Regions from separate parts of the Homo sapiens genome. Here region 1 is linked to region 2. Evidence: chromatin contacts called from ENCODE Hi-C or POLR2A ChIA-PET data. All regions are on one chromosome and are shown on one strand. Each heading gives the region's core, a stretch centred on a gene start or an enhancer-like site at or near the end of the contact. The rest is flanking DNA. Distances are from core to core; before and after follow the strand shown. Region 1 has its middle 88 kb from the start of ATXN1. Region 2 overlaps ATXN1 (ataxin 1).

Region 1 (6,215 bases), core at 2,668-5,167, 340 kb after region 2:
GGCTAACATGGCGAAACCCCGTCTCTACTAAAAATACAAAAAATTAGCTGGGCGTGGTGGCAGGTGCCTGTAGTTCCAGATACTAGGGAGGCTGAGGCAGGAGACTGGTGTGAACCTGGGAGGCAGAGCTTGCAGTGAGCCGAAATCACACCACTGCACTCCAACCTGGGCAACAGAGCCAGACTCCATCTCCAAAAAAAAAAAAAATCACTGGGGAAAAAATGCCAAGATAAAACTGAAAATCTCAGGTCGATTTATTTTATTTAATGCAAAATCTGAAAAAAAAAAAATCTAGAACTTCATGTAAAAGGCTATTGCTCAATTAAAACAGAGCAAAACAAGGGGTGTTTTCTGAAGGGTGCTCCCTGATGGAGGTATTTTGGGATGTGTATGGCTCCCTGTCTTGCCTAAGTCTGAAAGTGAACAGCATTTTCACTGTAATGATGTAATCATTGCCGTTGACAGATTGGAGATAAAAAAATTTAAAACATGGACATCGGACCATTTTTTCCCTAGGGCAGAAGTCTACAGTTCTGTAGATAAATACATTTTCTCCATATGCATGCATTTTATTCATGTCCTTAGCATGATTGTGTTGACACACTAATATTAGGTTGGTGCAAAAGTTATTGCAGTTGTTGCAATTAAGAGTAGTGGCAAAAACTACAATTATGTTTGCATCAAGCTAATATAATTAATCTGGCCTATTGGAGAAATAAGCAGATTGCTCACATTCTTAGAAAAAGAGCACCTGCTTTCATTCACTGATTTTGTGACAGCTTTGACGACAATAGCAAAATAATTATAGTAAGAAGCCACTAGCAGGCCTTAGCATTTGCATCGTAGGGTCATAATTGGACTAAAACTGTTAAGAAGCATGAGAAGGTCAGCTTTCCACTGCCTTTAGCATTTGTGTAACACTGGGGAAGTATTAATGCATCTGTTATTTTAGCTGGGCACCAGCCATTCAGAAAGCTAAAAGCAGCCATATCTAAGCCTTTTTAAGTTTTCTTAGCCATTGACTCATGCCTTATCCCCTCAGTTGATGGCAACCTGACTTTAGCCAAGCAAACAATATGCTAACAGCACAAACAAAATTGGTCCCTCTCCTTTTTAGAGCTGAGGAATATACTTAACAAAACCTGTGTATTTCCATGCACATAAGTCCCTAAGCACTACATTTCAGTGGTTTACACATCTAATAACGTCAGGAGCTACTCTTCTACCCAGGCTGTAAACCTAACCAGAGCTATTTTGGCATAACAGATACAGTTTGCAGGGAGATTTAAATATGATTGTGGCTCATAACTGTCAACAAATAACACAAAGCCTTATACCCTTCATCAGAAAATCTGAATTTCAGGTGTAAAAGTTTATCGAGGAGCTGCTCCATCTGCCAGGATTGCCTTGCAAAATATGGACAGACATCTAGTTTCTTTGTCCCTGTGTTTTGGAATTTCCAGGAAGCTGGCTTTCCACATTTAATTGGGAAATGAGAAGGGCGTTGGCGGCAGCATTGCCTGATGGGAAGCATCATGGTAGCTTGGTGGGAGGGGCTTTGTTCTCCTTCCAAACCATCCCAAATGAATGAATAAGCAGCGTGCTTGCTATGCCAGTGCAGCATGGAAGTCTCCTACCCACCTTCAGCAGGTTGCCTTTCATTAGCTCCCCGCTACAAAGACATTTTGTGGTGAAAGTAAAGGCTGACTTGGTGAAGTTATTGGCAAATGTCCTGAACCTCGACCTCCACCTAGAATTTCCCACTCACATACAGTAATAGAACAAGCCGGAATGAGTACTGAGCTATGTATTTGCATGAGGCTAAGTCTAATTTTAAATTGTGAATCCATTTGAGCTGTGCAGCTCACTTGAGGAAGGATGGAGGATTGAGCAATGCATATGTAGAGACTCACTAAAATTTGTTATGTAAATGAATCACCCATACGTACAAGCACTGTGCAACTGTGGTGAACTCGGCACTCACCATCCCTATCCTCAAGGGTCTCTTGGGCTAGCGAGGGACAAGAACAATGGCAATTCCAAAGCATTCTTTGACAGAAAAACAACAACAACAATAACAACAAAACTAACACACGATGCTATAGTATCAGGCCAGAGGGACAGCCAACTCAGGTGTGCAGAAACTGGGAAGATTTCAAGGGAGAAGTTGCATGGAAGTCAGATCCTGAAGGATGTGTAGACATTAGTTATGGGTAGAGAGGAGGGAGGAATACTCTAGGCAGATGAAAGCCCATGCTTAGCGATCTGTTTTGAGGTAAGAAAGGTGAGCAAGACATGGTCACAAAGGGCCTTGCAAAGTCGTGTTTTGAAATTTGGGCTTTATCCTATGAGCAGTGCTTAACCCATTGAAGGGTTTAAGCAGATCAGTGATATGATCAGAATCAGATCTGGGTTTTTTAAAAAAATCATTCTTTGTTTGAAGCTTATTTCATCAGGATCCTCTCTACCTAACATTTTGCAAATGATGATGACTATACCTGAGTGCATTATTGTCTTTTTTACAATATGGGAGTATAACATTAGCATTATTATATAAATGCATGCCACCTTATTTTAAATGACCATGATGCCGATAAAATAATAAAAATAACCACAATAAAATTTGTTGAGTGTTTACTGAATGCCAGGAACTGTGCTAAGCTTCTTATAAATTTTCAAATCTAACCCCTTTGAAATAAATCATGTTACTGCCCACTTTGTAGATAAGGGAATAGTAGATAAGAAGCTGTAAGTAACTTGCTTAGGTCATATGGGAAACATGGATCAAAATTGCAGCGCTGGTGGTCAGACAGCAGAGACTACGCTGCTCCCCACTCTCTAGACTACAGTTCCGCTCCCTCCTCTCCACCCCCTCCAAAAGAAAAAGGTGAATGATCACATCAAAAATAGTCCATGAAATTAGCTGGGAAGTAATTTTCACCAGAATGATTGATCCAAATATGCTGGGTGGACATCATGACCCCGTTGGTATGTGTGTAGAAACTGGGTACCAGCTTAGTCCCTTGCTGAAAGGCTGTTTGTCATACTCTGGTGCAATGGTTTAAGGAACTTCAAATTTAACTAATTAGCAAGAAATAACGATAATAAAAACACTCAGACTTAGGGACATTGGAATCTCTTCATCTTAATGAAAAGAATCTTGTGGAAAAGGAACAAAAACTATTAAGAAGAGTGACAAGATTAGCCTGTATTGAGGATGAAAAAGTGTGAATCACAGGTTAAAATAACAAGTTTCCTAATACCATTGGATTGTGGATAGGATCTGGGCAATTTGGCCTGTGGTGATCTCACCTATGTAACGATATTACAAGCATAAAGAAGATGTCATCCTCACTAAGCAACTCAAGTTGCTTCTCCAGGATGTACTTCCTTCCTTAATTATGTTTTACTAGTGCACGCCCCTATTTGGGCAATCACATGTCACCTCTTAATCTCATCGGTGATGCTTGCGTTAGAGGAAGATAACAATTGCACTCTCATTAATTGCCTGCTTATCTGGGCTGACATTTCCAAACCCACACAGGGAGCCCATAACTTTCTGTTCAAGAATATTTTAGTCCAACTAAATGAGCATTTCACTGTTGACATACTAAATAAAAGGGTTGACTCACTCGTTACCCTGGAACCAAGGCTGTATTCTTAGAGGGTGTCACCTTACAGAGCCCTGGTGTCCTTAAAAAGAATCTGCCTGTTCCTGAACTCTCATGAAATTCTATATTCCAGCCTTCCGAATCCCAGAAGCCGGCTAACTGGTAAAAATTGAGAATGAGATGCTGGCGTGTGGAGAATACTAGGCATGATAGGCTAAAGAAAGGAAAGCCCTTCTTCGGCAATCGCTGGATTTAACGTCTTATTCAGGGACCAGACTTGAGCTGGAAGGAGGGGAAGATAAAGTTTGGTTTTCCTGTGACTGACTGGCTGTGCCCACAGAAACAGAGGCCTCCTCCCGCAGCCCCAGCAGTTGCGGTCAGGGAACCTCGTGCTGTGTTAGTGGCTGTGCTACTCTTTGTACAACAGCCCTGTCTCTCCAGCTCTGGCTGGAGCACAGGCCGCAAATAAATTGCTAACATTTAAGTGCATCTGTTGCAAAGAGAGAAGCACAGAGGACACTGGGGAAATTTCGAACCAAATTTCAGGACTGAGCTCATAAAAGCATGCACCATCTGTGGAATTTTGTTCATATGCATCACTATAATGGGAGGGGGGCAATAGAGAAGGGAAAAAAGAGACAGATAAAGGATTGAGTGGTAACTGGATTTCAAACTGAAGTGTCTCTTCTCAGGTCGGTTCTCAGGTGGCATTTGGGCCAGGCAGGATCCTATCTTTCCTTACACTGAAGGGTCTGGCCGTGGGGATCTAATTGCATGAATCAGCAACCACAAATTCCTTCTGCCCCTGTGTCTAAACACAATTTCCCCCTGCCCTCCACCCTCCATCTGCCCCCCACCCTCCATAATTTACTGATCCTGTACAAAGATTTAAGTAAGACTTTCCATCTTTCTTCCTGCTGCTTTGCTACTGCCCCAGGCTGAGCTGAGTCTAACTCTTTTCCTCCCATCATCCGTGTGGCAAAAAAAAAAAAAAAAAAAAACTAAACGCAAAAACAAAACAAAAACAAAACCCTGATCATTTTCTGATAAGCACTTTACATTTCTATAGCGCAGGAAAAGGGAAGTTCCTTCAGAATCCCTTTATAGATGATCGCTCTCATTGTCTAACAAGCTTTTCATTGTTTGTAATTTTCATTTCCCTCCACAGTTCAGGGCACTTTGGAAAAAAACTCTATTCAGCACTTTTCCACTCATAATTCACGAGAAAAGAGTCATGCAGTATAATAAGGATAATTAGCTCTGACTGAAAATAATAAGCTTGGCACCAGAGAGCCCCCCCATGCACACAGTATCCATTTATCGTTTTGTGTACCCTCTGTCAAGGCTAATCACTACTCCTGTAATTACTAACCTGTTGAAAGGACAAAGGAAAATGCAATGCTGTACTTAAATAAATAACACTGCTTCTTCCCATATCATCTCAATAAAACTCTTTTAGAACAGACTCTTTCCTTACAATTTTAGAGTTTAAAACTGCTGTTGTTTGTCCTCAAAAATATGATTTGCTATTGTAAGAATGATTTTCACTGTGTATGCATGGAAGAGGGGTTGCATTGCTTTAATTTAGATTCTTGTAAGATAAAGATAGCTGGGAGTGATGATCTCATGTTTAATAAGGCTCAACATTTATGTCGCGTGCTTCCTTTTCATTAATTTGTTAACCTTGGCGCAGTGTGGGAACAAGCACCATGTGAATGACCATATGCTTCCCCTGTTATTGTATCTTAATCCAGACCAGCAGACACTTGTAGTTTCCCTCCTAGGAGAGATGCTGCTGGTCATGCCAAACCTAAGTGGAGAAAGATGTAGACTAATAAAGTCCTCTCTCTTTTCTAGGAGTGATGCACCCTGGGAAGGATTAAAACACAGGTTCCGATTGTCATCCTTTTCATTCCTCATTTATCTGCCTGTCCCGCCTGATCCTACTAATGATTTTTTCTCTTCTGTACACGCTCTGAACCTTGTCTGCTAGGAAACAATTCATGTTCTTTTGGACTATGCATAAAGAGGGTTGTGGATGTTGGTGTTTCAAGATAGTGAAGTCTGTTGTCTCAGCCCACCCTCTCTCTAAACAGAATTCTCAGTCCTCAGAAATAACCTTCTTTCAGGTTTACACAGAAAGAAGTATCCACATCAGACACACAAAGTTAGCTTGCATTCATTTCTGGGATCCAAATGGTTCATCTCTTATCAAAAGACGAAAATGAGAAATGTTGTTAAAGAGATTGCTGAGTCATTGTTATGAATCTGTAAAGAGTTACAGAGAACAAGGAAGGTTCAAAAACTGGGGTGTCATTCTGATTTCCAGAAAGGAAGTGAAAGTGAATTCTGGCCAAGATGCTAGAATGGATTATTTAAGAGAAGCAGCAATGATCACTAGGAGCTAGCACTGGTTCACTAAGAACAAATCATGTCAAACACAACTCATTTCTTTCATCGACAATATAACCAGGCTTATAGATAAGGAAATAAGCTAGATTTTTGACCTTTGTTTTCCGTCTATATTTGAAGCTTCATTAAGAATCTCACAAAATCATAATATTCTTGTGGAGGAACTGGCAGATTATTAGTGGAATATTAGTA
Region 2 (6,555 bases), core at 358-2,857:
ACTGTGGGAGGCAGAGGTGGGAGAATCACTTGAGTCCAGGAGTTCAAGACCAACCAGAGGAGCACAGTGAAACCCCATCTCTACCAAAAATACAAAAATTAGCTGGGCATGGTGGCACACACCTGTAGTCCCAAGCTACTTGGGAGGCTAAGGTGGGAGGACTGCTTGAACCCCAGGAGGTTGAGGCTGCAATGAGCTGTGAGTGCACCACTGCACTCCAGCCTGGGTGACAGAGTGAGGCCCTGTCTCATAAATAAATAAATAAATAGAAATAAAAATACAGTAAAGGTATACAGAAAGCAGAAGGTTAATTTTACCAACCTTCTGAGGGAGGAAGACAAATGTCACCTTGGCCAACCAAATAGATCTGGGAAGATTTTGTCTTTTTATAAAGCTTGTCTATTTAAGGGTGGGAAGTCAGCAGAAAAACTGCTTGCCAATAGTACACTTCTCCCACTTTAATGAAATCGGTTGGCTGTGAAAATATGTGCATCAAAGTTTTAAAGAGTTTTCTGTCACATCCAGTAGACTTATAATACAGATTGCTACAGATGGAAGATTTATCCTCACTTGATGTAGCAACAGCACTACGTTCTTTGAACTGTAACAAAGCTTTTGATTTTTTTTTTCCCACGTGGTAGATGAATCTTAGTAAGAAAATACAGACTTGATATGACACATACTCAACTACTGTAAAGTGGGTGCTTAATTTAGTTAGGGAGAGGAAGGGGTGGAAGCTGGGGAAAGTCCTGCTTAGAGGGCACCTCACTAGCCACTAGAGGGCATTAACATGTGAATAAAATCATCCTGATTTCCAGGATTCAAACAGCAGACACCATGCATGGGAATTAATGGGGCTCTGCTTCACTCTTCCTTTCCCTTTATAAATGTCCAGAGAGCTAACAACTGCAAAGATGTGGAAGTATATCTAAACTCTTTTTATGTTTTAACACAATAGACATTTAAGGGAATAAACTTGAGCCATGCTAGCTCCAGGACTAGGATTGACATATGTTTCCTTCAGGGTGCCCGATTTCCATTCTTCAGAAGTCCACAACCTTCTGAATAACAGAGGTCTTTTCTCCCTCAGAATCAACCTAGCAACAAGTCCGAAACCTCCAAAAACTTCTCATACCTGTAATCCTAGCACTTTGGGAAGCCAAAGTGAGAGGATTGCTTGAGCCCAGGAATTCAAGACCAGCCATGTCTCCAAAACTTCCAAAAACTTCTCCAGCCTGCTTGCTAAAAATTCAAGTTGATAGTCCACCCATTGCAAAAGGATATTTCCTTCAGGAAGCAGGAGGAAGATAAGCGAGGCTGGGGAAGACTGAAGACAACAGTCCTCAGTTCTGAGGAGAATGAGCGGGAAGTGATTGATGGTCAGTCCCAGGCCACCGCCCTGCCTTAGTGGGTGTCTTTGCCACGAGGTGGCCTTCCAGGTAGCTTGGCTTCCTTCTGCACCTAAGCTTATAATGGCAAGACTAACCTTGCCTCTCCAGCCCCCATCTTTCTCCTCAAACGGTCCCTCTAATCTTTGTACATACTCATGGGTTCAATTACCAGGCAGGATGCCCTGAGGCAGCCAGGTGTTAGTTGGCAACAGAACACACAAAGGCCTCCCCGCCTCCATTCAGCGTCAGGGTGATAAAGATATCATTACCCTCAAAGCCAGCTCCTCAGAAGTTCTGCCACCACGGCAGATATGAAAGGCTTTACCACATAGTTTTCATACACAGTTCTTCTTCCTCAGAAAGCACCATTTGTTTGAGTATCCGTAAATAACTCCTACAGAAGACACAATTTGCTCTAATGTTTTGGAGCTATGGAATTTATTATGATCACAGAACCAGGAAATAGCTGAATGTGAAAACAGGAACATCTCAAATCACCCCTCAGCTCTAAGAAGAGTAACGCATTTCAAATTAAAAGCAAAGTCATTGCTGTGTTTACTGTTCTCTCTCAATGAGGGGCCTGCACTCCCAGGACAGTGTCAGCATACTTAGCTTTTCAAATACTAAATAAAAACAACAGCATCTCCAAGTTCTAAGCATTTATAAAAGGTATTCTCTTTTAAAGATAAAGACAAGTTTAGAAGGCAGGCCCCTTTTTTTGTCGCAATCGGTTAAAAAGTGAAGAGAAATAGAATGGGCTGAACAAAATATATAGCAGGCTCTGTGGTCTGCTTTTTCTAAAAGTTCTGCCCACAGATTTTCAGACACCAACAGCAACAAACAGTCATTCCCTCCCTCCTGCAAGTGAGGGTGACAGCCAATGCCAGGAGCTACAGCAACAGAAGAATGTACTTTAAAAGAGAGACAGGAGAATGGCTTAGACCCTCTACCTGCCATCACCATCACCTCCTAACCAGAAATGACAACAAGCAGCACTTTCTAGGAATTTGTTAGTGGCTGTGATCATGTGTCCTTCTTGCACTCACGTTTCTCTTTTGACCAAATATTATTTAGTAAGATGTGGTTGAGTGGCCCCTGGGAATCACCATTGAAACAGAAGGCTTTCTAAGTAAAATATCTGTTCAGTATCTGTTCTTGCAGTGCAAAGCACATTTCAAAAGTTCAGCCAACGGCTAGGAAAATGTTTGGGGCACGCAGAATCCCTTCTACGCCAACAGAACTAATCTCATGTATGCATTTTTCAGCTCCTGAGTTGAGAAGACATATTAAAAACCCAGCAACATGTTTATCTTCATTAAACAGCAAATGTCCTTTCAAACAATATACAACAGGGCAGAGATCACTGTTTGTGCTAATGGAAAGTGATCAAAAGCCCCAAGATTCTTTGGTTAGCTGACTCTGAAGCCTGCTCGTGCTTGAGTTTCTACACAAAGTACATCAAAAGAATATAGATATCACTGGAGATTCTAAATGTTTAAAGTCTCTAGGACTAGCAAGAAAATATGCTTGAAACTATAGGAAATGGGGAACAGAACATTACTGTTGACTTCCACCTTTTCCCTGTAACACAATACATTACAATCTATAAATAGCTTAGGCTGTCTGTTTAAATATGCACCTCCCCCGGAAAAGATAGAGGCTTCCGATCATCTTGCTATTTGCAAGGAATCTTACTCACAAATCAATCTAACAGGCCACGGTGATATTATGGGGATGTAAAAGGGACTGAAATGATCAAGAGCGTCACGTGTCTTCCAAGCCAAGTGGGGTCCTATGCCTTGCTGGTTTGAAGAAGTGGGAGAAACTTCATCAAGAGCAGCAACTCAGGTGTCTGTCCACCAGAGTAAGCAGGAGGTTCTGACCAGCAAGGGTAGCCTAGGGCATGGGAGGGAGGGAGACAGTGACTTTAAAGCTTTCCTGTTCTGTCACACTTCCTGCACCTCTGCCCAGAGGTGGCTGCTCCACAGACCCAAGCAGAAAGCAGACAAGAAAGGCAAGATGTCAGGAATTCTCTTCTCTCCCAGTAGCATCTTTCCTGTTCTAGCCTAAATGCAGGGGAAAAAGATTTGGGGCTGAGGCACCTCTGAATCCCAGGGAGCTCAGGAGCTCACTCTGATTCCTTGGAGCTGAAGAGTTGCTGTGTGCAAGCTGCACACAGCCGTAGCGTCTCTCATTAGACTCTCTTCTACCACTAGAGCCAGGCAGCTATGAAGAGTGACATGACCAGCCAGCCCCAGAAAGCAAAACGGGAATGCAATCAATACATGCCTCCTCTCGCCCATCAAACAGCTTTCTTCCTCCTTTCTCCCAAATCAAAACTGACTCCCTCTTGTTGGATCACAAAGAGCAAGAACGCAATGTGCAGTAGCCTTGTGGAGCTTAAAAAAAAGAAAAACAAAAAAAGACTGTCAGCTTGCAAGAATTTTACCAACCGGCAAGACATTACCCCTCATGTCCCAGAGCCATAGGGAGGCTGCGTCTGAGAGCGAGGCACACCAGCAGGAGAGAGACAGTTCTCATGGGTGGATGGTGAACCCTCTCTTATCAACAGCTAGACTCAGCAACCACACATTCCGTTTTACTTTCTCGCCCACATTCAAACCATTTTATCTCCACTAGAGGGCCAGGATGGAGATGAAATTTCAGCCTGGCAGTTTTGCTGCTGATTTAAGATTTGATCCTAAACCTTGGGGAGGGAGGGCTCGAAGGAAGGGAGGTGGGGTTAAGGCAACTCAGATACTCACGTGGGCATATCTGGGTCCCAGGCAATCCCTGGGTTCTGCCACAGGCTCTCTATCTCATGGGATGACACTGTTATTAAAATAATATCCACGGCACTTTGGGAGGCCAAGGTGGGCAGATCACGAGGTCAAGAGATCGAGACCAGCCTGGCCAACATGGTGAAACCCCATCTCTACTAAAAATACAAAAAATTAGCCAGGCGTGGTGGTGGGAGGCTGTAATCCCAGCTACTTGGGAGGCTGAGGCAGGTGAATCACTTGAACCCGGGAGGCAGAGGTTGCAGTGAGCCGAGATCACGCCACTGCACTCCAGCCTGGCGACAGAGCGAGGCTCTGTCTCAAAATAATAATAATAATAATAATTAATAATAATAATATCCATAAAGTACAACACAGGACACCTTCGGTAGCCACCTAGGCTCAAAAATTGGGTTATCTCTGACTCCATTCCTTTCATTGTTTCTAATACCCAGTTGCTCAGTTTGTTCAACTCTTTCTTTGTAGTGTCCTCCACATCGGTCCCTTTGTAACACGCCCACAGTAGTTCTCAAAACCTTATCTCCTTACGCCTGCAACTGCCTTCCCTCTGGGACCCCAGTCTCTTTTTTCTCCACCATCTCACGGGATATGGACACAGCTGTAAAGCTCATCTCACTAAAACATGGTTCTTCACATCCCCAACTTGTTGAAAAATCTCCAGTGACTGCCAACCCCCAGTTCAGGACCCCTCCCCACAGCACTGCCCATTTACACAGTGACCACTCCTCCCTCCCTACCACTACCACCCCCAAACCACAAACCAACAAGAAGCACCGTGTCCTGGGAATCTGTCAGTGGCTGGGACTCAGTCCTCCTCGCAGGCAGGTTTCTCTTCACCACATAATACACACGTAGCGAATGTGGTTGAGGGGTCCCCATTCTTTGGTCTGACACATGTGGTGTGACCCCTATCTCCCTGTCCAAGGCAGTCTCCCCCTTTCTCTCTATGAGCTGTCCATTCTCCGTGTTGAGTCCTACACGGAGCTTCCCACTTACTTTACATGTTAGATTGCTGTGTTTTCCTCAGCATATGCGTGGCCCCTGTCTGGAAGCCCCTCTTCGTTGATCTGGAGCTGAATTGTGGTCTGTTCACCAGGACCCCAGATGAAAGATGAAAGCATGAGAGAAGCGGATGCAGGAGGGGGATGGTATAGGGTGGTCCATACACCTGGGATGGAATCATGGAAGCATCCCAGACAGGTTAACTTTGCCTTAATAAAGCTTCTTAATTTTTAACAAGCCTAATGATCTCCATCTCATTCAGGAGGAACAAGGTCAGAAAGACAAGATGGGACCAGATGACTTGTGAACTGTGAGTTGAGCTCTGGACTGTTAGACAGTGATGTGTCTAAGACAAGGCCAATGTCTGGCAGGCCGGGGCTTTAGCGTAAGTTTAGCCACCTGCTAAATTGAGTTTAATTTGCCCGTGTCCTTATGATTGTCCCATCACCATAGCTAATTAATGTTAACTATGTTGTTATTTTTATTAATGCTCTTTTAATTTTAGTAAATATTTTTGAGCCAGATCTGACTGTTCCAAGCCTGGGCTTTGGGGGCTGCCAGGTATATTACTGCTACAACACCATCAGGAGCAAGTCACAATGCATTCTTAAGTTCATTCATTCTTTTACCCTACACGTTATCGAGCACCTACTGTGTGCTGTGTGAGAGGACTGGGACGTTGGGAGTTATACAAAAAGCTAAAAGCCATGCTTAGGACATAGCAGGTGACAAGTGTCCCTTCTAGGCCAAAGCTTTGAAGCATTGAATTGCTGGTGCAATTTTCCAATTTTTCTCTCTTCCAGTGATCATGAAAGAGGCCCCTAGATGGCTGGATAAAAAGATCAAAGCAGACTGCATCATGGAGTTATGCATGGAGGACAGTTGTCCTGGAGAGATACTGCATCCACAGCGGTCACTGTATGAATGAGAAATAAACTTTTATTTTGCTAAGCTACTGAAAGTTTAGGGTTGACCTTTCTGCAACAAAAGCTTATCCTATCCTGACTAATACAATAGCTTTTATTTTCTCTATTATTACCATTTGGTAATGAATCATGTCTAACAATGCCTTGTGCTAGGCTTTATATTTACTGCCCTCAGTATCTTTTAATTGCCTTAATGTCACTTTTACTCACTCCTTGCCACTTAATGAGACAAGAGCCTCTTGAAGACAGTGACCTTGGCTTGTACTTTCAGGGCTTACCTTTTCACCCTCCAACTCACATTTTCCTTCCTCTCATCATTTTCCCCAAAATTTAGTTGTGAGCCTCGCAAGCAGTAGCTGCTTAACTCATAACTGATGACTTGATATTTTCCCACTAGGAAATAATTCCCAATACGTAATAACAATTATTCATTTG

What was found. A loop is a pair of places that touch in the nucleus more often than their neighbours do. ChIA-PET counts read pairs that join two places held with the same protein, here RNA polymerase II (POLR2A). Pooled maps may share reads with other maps.
Region 1: a map with no recorded cell type shows a loop between it and region 2 (2.8-fold over the local background). The contact joins two enhancer-like sites. A Hi-C loop is called at or near these places in 1 of 37 single-sample maps with no recorded cell type and 2 of 50 pooled maps. POLR2A ChIA-PET finds 5 or more read pairs at or near these places in 1 of 52 experiments (activated CD4-positive, alpha-beta T cell).

What each region holds. Positions count from the first base shown.
Region 1 is chr6:16,846,109-16,852,323 of GRCh38, forward strand. No RefSeq gene overlaps it. Among named protein-coding and RNA genes, the nearest start is that of ATXN1, 88 kb to the left of the region's middle. Within about 2 kb of position 3,918, at least 7 of the 41 ENCODE cell types and tissues checked have a DNase peak (open chromatin) inside an H3K27ac peak, as active enhancers do.
Region 2 is chr6:16,510,489-16,517,043 of GRCh38, forward strand. The region is part of intron 5 of ATXN1 (ataxin 1); the gene reads right to left. Among named protein-coding and RNA genes, the nearest start is that of ATXN1-AS1, 250 kb to the right of the region's middle. Within about 2 kb of position 1,608, at least 7 of the 41 ENCODE cell types and tissues checked have a DNase peak (open chromatin) inside an H3K27ac peak, as active enhancers do.